Linked DNA regions of Homo sapiens: region 1 is linked to region 2. Evidence: chromatin loops called from intact Hi-C (ENCODE). Cell type or tissue: Caco-2. All regions are shown on one strand. Each heading gives the region's core, and the rest is flanking DNA. Links, peaks and the distances in the headings are about the cores only. Region 1 overlaps RSU1 (Ras suppressor protein 1). Region 2 overlaps RSU1 (Ras suppressor protein 1).

Region 1 (5,384 bases), core at 163-5,162, 59 kb after region 2:
TTCTATGGTTTCCTGAACTTTATAATTCTATAAAATTTGAACATCATAAAACATTTGAAATAGGATTTAATTGAACATGGTTTTTTTTCCCCCCAAGTTTTACTGCTTTCCCTGGTTCTCAGTGCAGTCACAAAGGTCCTCAGATATAAATTTCAAGAGCATTCCTATTTTGTCTCCTTTCTACTCCCCTTCCTCTGATCTCCCTCATTATTAACTTTCCTAGATCTGTAAATAAAAGGAGGCACACTGCAGTGACCTCATTTTCTGTCTTTGATGGTGGTTTACACTTTTCCCACTGTGATGTCAATTTGCCGTTTCAAGAGTATCAGCCACTGACATGATTCCAGGCAACTATGTCTCCTCAGAAAGCCTGTTGTGTACAAATATGGCTGGTTATATGTTTAAGGTTACCAAACTTCTCAGATAATCTTATATATAGTTATGGCCATAGACATGTTCATTCACCAAGAGGTGGTGCACTTTTCCTTTAATACTGTTGTGCTTTCTGTAGCGGTTCAAGCCTCACTACTTTGACCTGCAGTCTATTACAAAGAGTCTTTGTAAGTTTCTGTTAAGAGGAACATTTATACAAATGTTAGAATTCTGCTATCAGATCTTATTTTTCCCAAAACAAATGCTAGACCAGAGCTGTGCACAGTGTGACCTACAAACGTGCAACTCCTAATATGTTACAGAAGAAAAAAAATTCAGGGCATTAAAATAATGCGCTCACGATCATGTGACCACCCAGAATGTAGAACTGTCATTCAAACCCAGGCCTGCCTCACTCTAAAAGGCCCATGTGATTTCTGTTGTATTGTCTTCTTGAAATTAACATTTTCTGTTTTTTTTCCCCCCCCAAAGCACCATACTGCTTTTTAACCATTTTTCATTAATTCCCCTTTTGGAATTTCTACCAGCTGCTGATCTTTCACCGTGTTTGGCTACTTACCCACCCCAGGGAAAGCCAAGCCAATGTCTTCTTTCCACATCATCAAAGAGAAACCTCCCTCTTCCTAACAGTGACACTCATCTACAAAAGCTGCCATTTCTTCATCTTCTTTTTTTTGTTTGTTTTATGTGTGTGTGTTGTTCCCCTCCCTGTGTCTATGTATTCTCATTGTTCGGCTCCCACTTACAAATGAGAACATGTGGTGTTTGGTTTTCTGTTCCTGTGTTAGTTTGCTGAGGATAATGGCTTCCAGCTCCATCCGTGTCCCTGCAAAGGACATGATCTCATTCCTATATTATGGTTGCGTAGTATTCCATGGTGTATATGTACCATATTTTCTTTATCCAGTCTATCACTGATGGGCATTGGGGTTGATTCCATGTCTTTGCTATTGTAAATTCATCTTCTCTTCTTTATTCATACTTACATGCCCAAAGTCAGAGCAAGAAGGCAAAAGTACTGGTATTTAATAGCATATAGTATGTCTTTCTTACCTTATAGACTGATTAAGAGGAGTTCATAGAAACTGTAGTCTCTCACAAATGGTGTCTAGGTCCATCTTTTCTCCCAAATTATAAAACTAAGATCTAGATAAAGCAGTTTCTACTCAGGCCCATGTAGTGCAAATCAATTCAGTAAGTTGTTTTCTAAGCTGACCAGGTGAATTGTTTACTTCCCATTGCTTATGCTGGAGAATAACTAAGGAGGAAAAACGTAGAACATTTTAAATTACAGAAGAAAGCGCAGGGGCTAGCAAACTTGGCTTGGTGCCTAAAATGAAAAGAGATAGATTTCGACAGTGTTCACTGAGCTTGCTACATAATCGTACATGCTAAAGACCCCTTTTTATTCCATGGTAAGATCCAAGATATGGCCACTCAATCTGATAAACAAAACTCCTCAAAGCAGCTAGCAATGCATACCCACAGACATGAATTGATAAACTGAGAACCTACCTCTTCAAAGCAAAAGGCCCTGAAGCTAGAATATTCTGTTGCTGCAGTATTCTGGGCTGCACCATAATGAGGGGTTGCCAGGCTGGTGACTAATCAAAGCAGGGTTTCTGGGAGGACTTGGCCACAGGAAGGTAAGTTCTACCTCCAGCCTAAACTTGCTTCCTGAATTCCAAGCCCATAAGACATTCTCAATTAGATATCTCTCCACTTAAGGGTCTCCCAAAACCTCAAATTTAGTGCACATAAGACCAAACTCATCTTTCATGCTCCCTGCTTTGCCTCTTTTTCTTCTGGTGTTCCCTTGGTCAGTACTGGTCAGCACCATGGATAGCGCCACAGAACCTCTTTTTTTAAGCCTGAGTCTTGCTCTTGTCACCCAGGCTGGAGTCCAACGGCACAATCTTGACTCACTACAACCTCCACCTCCCAGGTTCAAGTGATTCTCCTGCTCCAGCCTCCCCAGTAGCTGGGATTACAGGGGCCCACCACCACGCCCGGCTAATTTTTTGTATTTTTAGTAGAGAAGGGGTTTCACCATGTTGGTAAGGCTGGTCTTGAACTCCTGACCTCAGGTGATCCACCTGCCTCGGCTTCCCAAAATACTGGGATTACAGGCATGAGCCACCACACCCAGCCAGAACCCTGTTAAAGCTCCTGAAATGACTGAAATGAAAGAACCTTGTGGTAGAACAATTTACACCTACTCCTATGTTCATCACAGCACTACTCACAATTGCAAAGACATGGAATCAACCTAGGTGCCCATCAATGGTGGGCTGGATTAAGAAAATGTGGTAGAAACAGGGTCACACTATGTTGTCCAGGCTAGTCTCGGAACTCCTGGGTTCAAGTGATCCTCCTGCCTTGTCCTCCCAAAGAGCTGGGATTACAGGTGTGATCTTTTGACAATCTTTGATAGCTCCCTTGCTTTCTGGATTGTTAAGATGTTTGAGGCTTTGTTCTACATTCTCCTGATAGGGACCTGCAATTAGTCATTTCCTCAAAGGCCCCAAAGGGGGTTGTTTTGTTTTTGTTTTGAGGCAGGGTCTTGTTCTGTTGTCCAGGCTGGAGTACAGTGGTATGATCTGAGTTCACTGTATCCTTAATCTCCTGGGCTCAAGCGATCCTCCCACCTCAGCTTCCCAAGTAACTGGGACTACATGCGCATACCACCACACCTGACTCAAAGGTGTTTTTTTTTGTTTGTTTGTTTTTGAGATGGAGTCTCACTCTGTTGCGAGGCTGGAGGGCAGTGGCGCGATTTTGGCTCACTGCTACCTCCACCTCCCAGGTTCAAGCAATTCTCCTGCCTCAGCCTCCCAAGCAGCTGGGGCTACAGGCACATACCACCATGCCCAGCTAATTTTTGTATTTTTTTAGTAGAGATGGGGTTTCACCATGTTGTCCAGGATGGTCTCAATCTCCTAACCTTGTGATCGACCCCCCTCGGCCTCCCAAAGTGCTGGGATTACAGGCATGAGCCACCATGCCCGGCTGGCTCAAAGGCTTTTAAGTGAGAAATTGTATATCAGATAATCCAGGATTATCTTATTTTACAGTTTTGCAGTTACTTAAAAAGGTAAATCTGGCCAGACGCGGTGGCTCATGCCTGTAATCCCAGCACTTTAGGAGGCTGAGGCAGGCGGATCATGAGGTCAGGAGACTGAGACCATCCTGGCTAACATGGTGAAACCCCGTCTCTACTAAAAATACAAAAAAAAAAAAAAAAAATTAGCCAGGCGTGGTGGCGGGTGCCTGTAGTCCCAGCTACTCAGGAGGCTGAGGCAGGAGAATGGCGTGAACCCGGGAGGCAGAGCTTGCAGTGAGCTGAGATCACGCCACTGCACTCCAGCCTGGGCGACAGGGCAAGACTCTGTCTCAAAAAAAAAGGTAAATCCATACCTGCCATATGACCCACGCATTCCACTCCTAGGTGTTTACCCAAGAGAAACAATAGCACATGTTCAACAAAAGACTTTTACACAAAAGCTCACAGCAGCTTTATTTCTAATAGCCCCTAACTGGAAATAAGCCTAACGTCCACCAGCAGGCAAAAGGATAAACAAACTGAGGTATATCCACACAATGGACTACAAATCAGCAATGAAAAGATATCAACTACTGATGCATGGAACAAGAATGAATGACTCTCAAAATACTTATGCTGAATGAAAGGAGCCAGTTGTTTTTTTTTAAATAGAGTACACATTATATGTCTATATTTATCGAACACTCTACAAAATGCAAACATACAGTCAGAAAGTAGGTCAGTGGTTGCCTGGGGATGGGGGAAATGAAGGGAGAGGCACAAATGAGAAATATGGTTTATACATGGGCATAAAAAAACCCTTGGGGATGAGGAATTTGTTCACTGTCTTAAGTTGATTGTTTTACAGATGTATATATTTATCAAATGCATCAAACTGTACACCCTAATTGTAGTCTGTTGTATGCCAATTGTTGTCAAATAAAGATGTTAAAAGAAAAACAAATCTATCTGGCCCAATGTCACAAAGCTAGCAAAAGGTAAGGGTAGGGCTTGAACCCAGGCAGCCTGTTTCCAGGGCCAGGCTTACACCCACTGGTCTACAGGTGGAAGAGAACCTAGCATGTCTCCTAGGGCAAGCTTATTCTCCAAGGCTACACCTGCTCCTCATTAAAAGGCACTTCATAGTTTTTGTACATTTCCTTAGAGGGTATTCAGAAGTCCTTTGACCCCATTGAAATGCTTCTTCAGGGTCCATAAGTCCCGCTGGGAGAAGCGTTCATCTCCGGTACCTGGTAGGACTCAGAGACCAGAAGCGCTGTGATACTGTGGTTCTGACAATTGCTGTGGAGTCCCTGTTTCTCTTTTGTATAGCATGCAGCCACACTTATTCTCAAAAGCAGGACATTTGCTCCAACATGAACAGAGCAGCTACAAATTTTTCTTTTTACTGGTGCCATACATAATTAAAATGAAACCATGTTATTTCCACATTTTAGGAGAAAGAAACAAAATACCAATTTTCTCCTCAACACTTAATTAACAATGGGAATTTGACTGGGAGAATTTTTCTTAGCAATATAGGAAATTAATTCCATCTGTGAGAAAATTTAAGCTCAAATGGAGAAGCCCTGTCTTGACAGGATTCTTCTGTGTGGAGAAAAGCCAAATGTTTCTTGAAGCACGTGATCATGCCTGACTGGCGCTGGATGTCCCTGTGTTCAACAGGTCAGGCTCCATCTCAAATGACGCAGGTGGAAGGATGAGCAACGGCACAGCCTCCTGCAGCACACAGATGCTTCTCAATGGGGCTGATCAGGAGACCTCTGGCACCCAAAGACTGCGTGATGACTGAGGGACTCTTTATGCTCGCTTCTGCCTAGGTCCTTAGGTTCAGAGATCAGGCTCTAAGTACTTTTTCTGACTTGCCAACGTAACCCGCACATATTTTAAGGGCTGGGAAGAAGAGCTGCCTCCCCTCCCCTCTCCT
Region 2 (5,384 bases), core at 65-5,064:
GGGAAGAGCCGAAGCTTGTCATAACAGCCCCTAGCATCCAAGAATCCAAAGTGTTTCATCTAAGAATCTCACCCACAAAACACCCCTGGAAGGTGCTAGAGCATGCTAAATACAGCTGGTGAAAGCGAGGTGGAAGTAAAAGCGTGGGGTGGAGATGGCAGAGGAGCAGGTGTCTGCAAAGCCAAGCACCTCCCGGGCCCCGTACGACGACACTGGATGGAACATTCCAAAGGAAAGTGTGCACCATGGTTATTTTCAAATGTCAACCAACCATGTTCTGTAACAATCGTCTCCTACTACCCCAACAATATTCTCATGGAAAAGTATTCTTCCCTGAAAAACGATCATCCAAGAAGATTTCCATCCAACATATCTCCCCAAAAAGGTAAAACAAGCCCTCTTTTATTTAGTATTTGCTCACTGAATACCTCGAGTGAGTTAAGTTCTCTTCTCATAAGCTGTTTCTAAAATCTTCTTAAACACACATTAGTACGTCCAATTTGCAGAGACACATTCCATATTCCACATATCTCTGCAGAATAGCGCTGTCCAAAATATAATTTGAGCCATGAATGTAGCTTTAAATTTTCTCATAGCTGCATTATAAAAGTAAAAAAGACTGGATGGAATTAATTTTAATATCATATTTTATTTAACCCAATATAGCCAAAATATCATTTCAACATGTCATCAATTTAAAAATGATTCATGATCTATGTTATCTGTAATTTGATGATGAATAATTTAGTAAATTTATTACATAAATTTAATGATTTTTTGAGTACTATGTCTTTGAACTCTGGTGAGTATTTTAGAGTTAGAGCACACTGTCCGTCAGACAAGCTACAGTTCAACAGCTCAGGAGCCACCTATAGTTGGTGGCTATGCTACTGCACAGCAGATATAGACAAGCTGAATATGGTGGAGTTGAGCCACCTTCTTGTACTTAGATGAAAGACATTTTAAAGGCTGACGGCCCCTTTCCTGTCATCCTGGCACTTGGTTACTTTTAATACTTTAGAAAACGGGTGGCCAACCCTTGGGCCGTGGACAGGTACCTAACCGCAGCCTGTTAGAAGCTGGGCTGCATAGTAGGTGGTGAGTGGCAGGCGAGGAAGCAAAGCTTCATTTTTATTTACAGCTGCTCCCCATTGCACATGCGAGAGATCTAGGTTGCACGCTCCTTATGAGAATCTAATGCCTGATGATCCGTCACTATTTCCCATCACCCCCAGATGGGACTGTCTAGTTGCAGGAAAATAAGCTCAGGGCTCCCACTGATTGTGTATTATGGTGTACTGTATATTTATTTCATTATACATTACAATGTAATAATAATAGAAATAAGGCACACTATAATGTAAAGTGCTTGACACATCCCAAAACCATCTCCCCGCAACCCTGCTGGTCCATGGAAAAACTGTCTTCTACAAAACTGGTGCCTGGTGCCAAAAAGGCTGGAAACTGCTGGTTTCGAGTAAGGAAGGATACACACAGGAAATCTGTTATCTAGAGTCCCGTTTACCTAGAGATTTTCCCAATGTCCTTATTTGTAATAGTTGTGATATTGGAAAGGTTTTTAAGCCAAAATGAATAACTCCTGAAGCCCGTAAATGCTACTTGGTTGGAGAAAATATGTTCAGTCCTTCTCTTCCCCCAAAGCACAAAAACATAAAAGCAGCTTTAAGAGCCAAAGGTCCCCAGCGCCCGGCTGGCTAGAGTGCATTATCCATGAGGCCCTCCCTGGGGGCTCAAGCAGCAGTGACTACAGCTTGGGTGCATTCATGAGTTTGCCGTTTCCAGGGTGGACCAGACTTCCTCACTCAGCTGTGATCCTTCTCGAGTGGCCACACTACGTCTAGCCTCTGGGCCCATTGCCAGGGAAGACGGGCTGCAGGGAAGTCTCCAGAATAGGCTGCAGTGGCCAGGAGGAGGGACGTCCCAATCAGGCTTTTATAAACAAGGCAATAAACTGCTTAGAAATCCCCTGGTTATAATAGGGCTAACTGTATTTTTTAACTTCCCCATTCTTTGTTGAGGAATTTTTTTCCCATAAAATTTAGAAATACACAACTGAAAACTAAAGAAAAGGTGAGATCCGAAGACGCTACTACTGAGTTCCCATAGATGTCTTCATTATTCTTTTGACAACTGTTGATTTGTTTCCAAATACCACTTTGCTTCTTTCCCTGCAACAAGACAGCCCCTCACCCACTGGCCTCTTTGTGTTCTCTTGCTCTGCTTCTAACTCCCATGTACTGGGGGCTGACATCTGCACCTCCAGCTAATAGTGACAGTAAACCCTTTCTCATGGGAGACACCTGTATAGAGTTAACTTTTAAAATACACAGCAAGCAACGCTGGTATGACTCATGAATACTGGGTGAAAGCAAGGCTTCTGGATAGACTTACTATCCAGGCTGCTTTTCCAGAGAGCGAGAGAGAGTGAGAGAGAATGAATATGAATGAATCTCTCTTTATGTTCAGCACCTGTGTGAAAGTTATAATGTACAGCAGACTGGTAGAAATGACTTTGAAATTCATTCGTGATTCTTGGCAGCTGGGTACCCTTAGACAAGTTACCTAACCTCTCTGATAAAAGTGCTTTATCCTCCATAAAACAGGACTGATAATAATAGCACATAACTCAATAGGGTTGTTGGGAGGACAAAATAACAGAAATACAGAGTGCTCAGCAGGTATCAAACAGGTGCTCAATAAACCAAGGCAATGCCACACTACGCTCAGAACTGGGGTTGTCCATTCAAATGTGGTTGAAGCCATAGAGTTGCAATATGCCTTATGGTTGTGTGCCCAACGTTTTAGACAAAACACTGTTTCTTTCCAAAGAGATATATATTTTTTAAATGTTGCAATATGTATGCTTGAGGAAAATAGCAAATGGCAGAGAACATAAGGAGGAGGCCTTGGATATGAAACTACCAACAAGTTTAGTCACTTTCTGAGCCTGGTTTTCACTGAATATTACACATGACCATGCCAGTCATTGCCAAAGACAATCACCAAGATTCTGCCTGGAGGAAGGTGCAAACTCTTTTTGCTCTGTCCATGGTCCTGAACAGGCAGCTCCCAAGGACTAACTGAAAACATGAATAAGGGGACTGAGTATATCTTCAGTCCTCTGCAGCTCTCCCATTCACAGGCTAAGCTGTTCTCGAATCTGTTCAGATGGGAACCATATTACGTAAGAGTCAATAATCTTACGGTAACTCTGCAGTGAAAATGTCATTTGTTGTAATGAACACTGATCATAAGTTAAGCCTCCAGCTACACTCTCTGTTATTTTTCATTATACTGTTCCTTGCTCTGTTATATTTCAGGAGTACTTGGGGAATTCATCCAACTATGTTCGCTAGTCAGCTCTTCGTTACCCAGATTAGATTCTGCTAAGATGCAATGGAGCAATTTGCAAACACACTGATTCTTAAGGAAATGCATCAGACACTGGTTATATATTCTCCTCTCCTGATGCCAGCAGGCAACCTTCCCCCCTCCTCTTCCCCCTGGTTATTTGTCCCCTTAATTTGCTATTTTCCTCTCTATTTATCTTCCACTCAGTTCACAGTATGGTTCTCCAGGCCCAAATCTGAGAGAGCATTAACAATGCATTTCTGGGTATTTTTTCCTTCAGTAATAACTCTTTGTTCAATTCAACACCCAGAATAATGTTTCCAAAATCATCATCGCCTCTCCCCCAGCTCTCACTTGCAAACACCACTCTGCTTACATTACAGTTATTCCCCCTCTGGCTGCTTTAAAGGACACTAACTCCAAAAGGCACACCAGTGAGGCAAAGCTGGAACTCTTCCATTTTTTAAAAAAGCCAATATGAAAAATTCATTTTGCACGTTGTATATTAAGCATGAGAGTGGAATTTCCATATGTCTCTGTGCTTCCTGCTCCTGGAATTGCTTGTAAGCAGGCTGTGAGTCTCCACAGAGACCACCTTCCTGCCACGCCTCAGTGGTCATGACCAGCACAATGGTTCAGAGACTGTGTGGGTTCATGCCAAGAGTCGGCACCTTGTTCAGAAACACTAGTGGACTTCACCACTCTAACTTGGTGTAGGGCTTCATCCCATCCCCATCTGAGCCTGGGCATCTTTCGTTTTGATTAGACTATTAGCTCTGATCCTGGTTGCCACTGTGCTGGAGAATAAAATATTACAAAAATGACACTGGCAGACATCAAGAATCTGGGCTTGCCACCTTGGTTGTGATTTTAGGGCAGACTTGGCTGGGAATGTTCCCTTTTCAGGGAAATCTAGCTCAATGAACTGAAATGTATTCAGACAGGCATGTTGCAGTAATGCTATATTCTCTGTTACTATACTTTCCTCCTGATATGCATCAGAGAAAAGCTGAGAAGAAACTTTTATTAAAATGTCTACAGCTCTTTAAAAAAAAAAAAAACAAAAAAAACAAACCTTTCCCCAGACATGACATCTTGCTTCTGGTGAGTGCAGAAGACTAACTACTGATGGATATGAAGATCACATGTGTGTAAAAATACATGAAACAATCTATTGCCAGGCTATATTCCTTGGGAATTGGAGGTTACAAGGCAAAACTACTGGGTCGGATTCAGGGGTACTCGCAGGGATTGTGGGCAATAGCATTAACGCCAGAAAAATAAAAGTTCAAAACATGGGTAAGGAATAATGTTAGTGCTGAGATGAGCTATATAACCCTAACATTTAGGAACAAGAAGTACAAAGTAGGTAAGCAAAGCTCCCCCGTACTTAATGGAAATAATCATGCTTAGCAGTTAATTCACCAATATCTAAATTTCAAATTAGGTATAACATATAAAAACTGTAAACAAGCAAAAATAATCTGAAAATGTTGTAGATGTTAAATCAAGAACCAGGTAGTCCATGTTCTTACTAACTTGTGGGATCTAAAAATCAAAGCAATTGAACTCATGGAGATAGAGAGGAGAAGGATGGTGACCGGAGGCTGGAAGGGGTAGTAGGGGGCTGGGAGGAAAAGTAGCAATGGTTAATGGTTAAAAAAAAAAATAGAATGAACAATAATTAAATGAGGCACTATAGTCCCCCCACCACAAGAGAATTGTAATCAATAATTTACACTTAAAAATAAGAGTATCAATGGATTGTTTGTAACAAAGACAAATGCTCAAAAGGATAGATACCCAATATACCAAGATGTGATTATTACACATTGCATGCCTGAGCCACAGTATCTCATATTCCCCATAAATACATACACCTACTGTGTACCCACAAAAATTAAAAATAAGCTTTTAAAAGAGGAAACAGCCACTTTTTGATATGCACCAGAAGACAAAAAGCAAGCTGCCTTAGATGACAGACAATAAATAGACTTACCCCAAATTCAAGA

Evidence for each region. Peaks named below come from ENCODE experiments on the same cell type or tissue, not always from the same donor. Only the 100,000 strongest peaks of a DNase experiment are listed, where the experiment ranks them.
Region 1: a loop joins it to region 2, with 8 times the contacts of the local background. A loop is called at or near these places in 4 of 110 quality-filtered maps.

Annotation. Positions count from the first base shown.
Region 1 is chr10:16,668,522-16,673,905 of GRCh38, forward strand. The region is part of intron 8 of RSU1 (Ras suppressor protein 1); the gene reads right to left. Among named protein-coding and RNA genes, the nearest start is that of RSU1, 150 kb to the right of the region's middle. In Caco-2, for the core only: no CTCF peak of the experiment used is centred there; a DNase peak (open chromatin) is centred at 2,260.
Region 2 is chr10:16,609,380-16,614,763 of GRCh38, forward strand. The region is part of intron 8 of RSU1 (Ras suppressor protein 1); the gene reads right to left. Among named protein-coding and RNA genes, the nearest start is that of C1QL3, 90 kb to the left of the region's middle. In Caco-2, for the core only: no CTCF peak of the experiment used is centred there; a DNase peak (open chromatin) is centred at 3,072.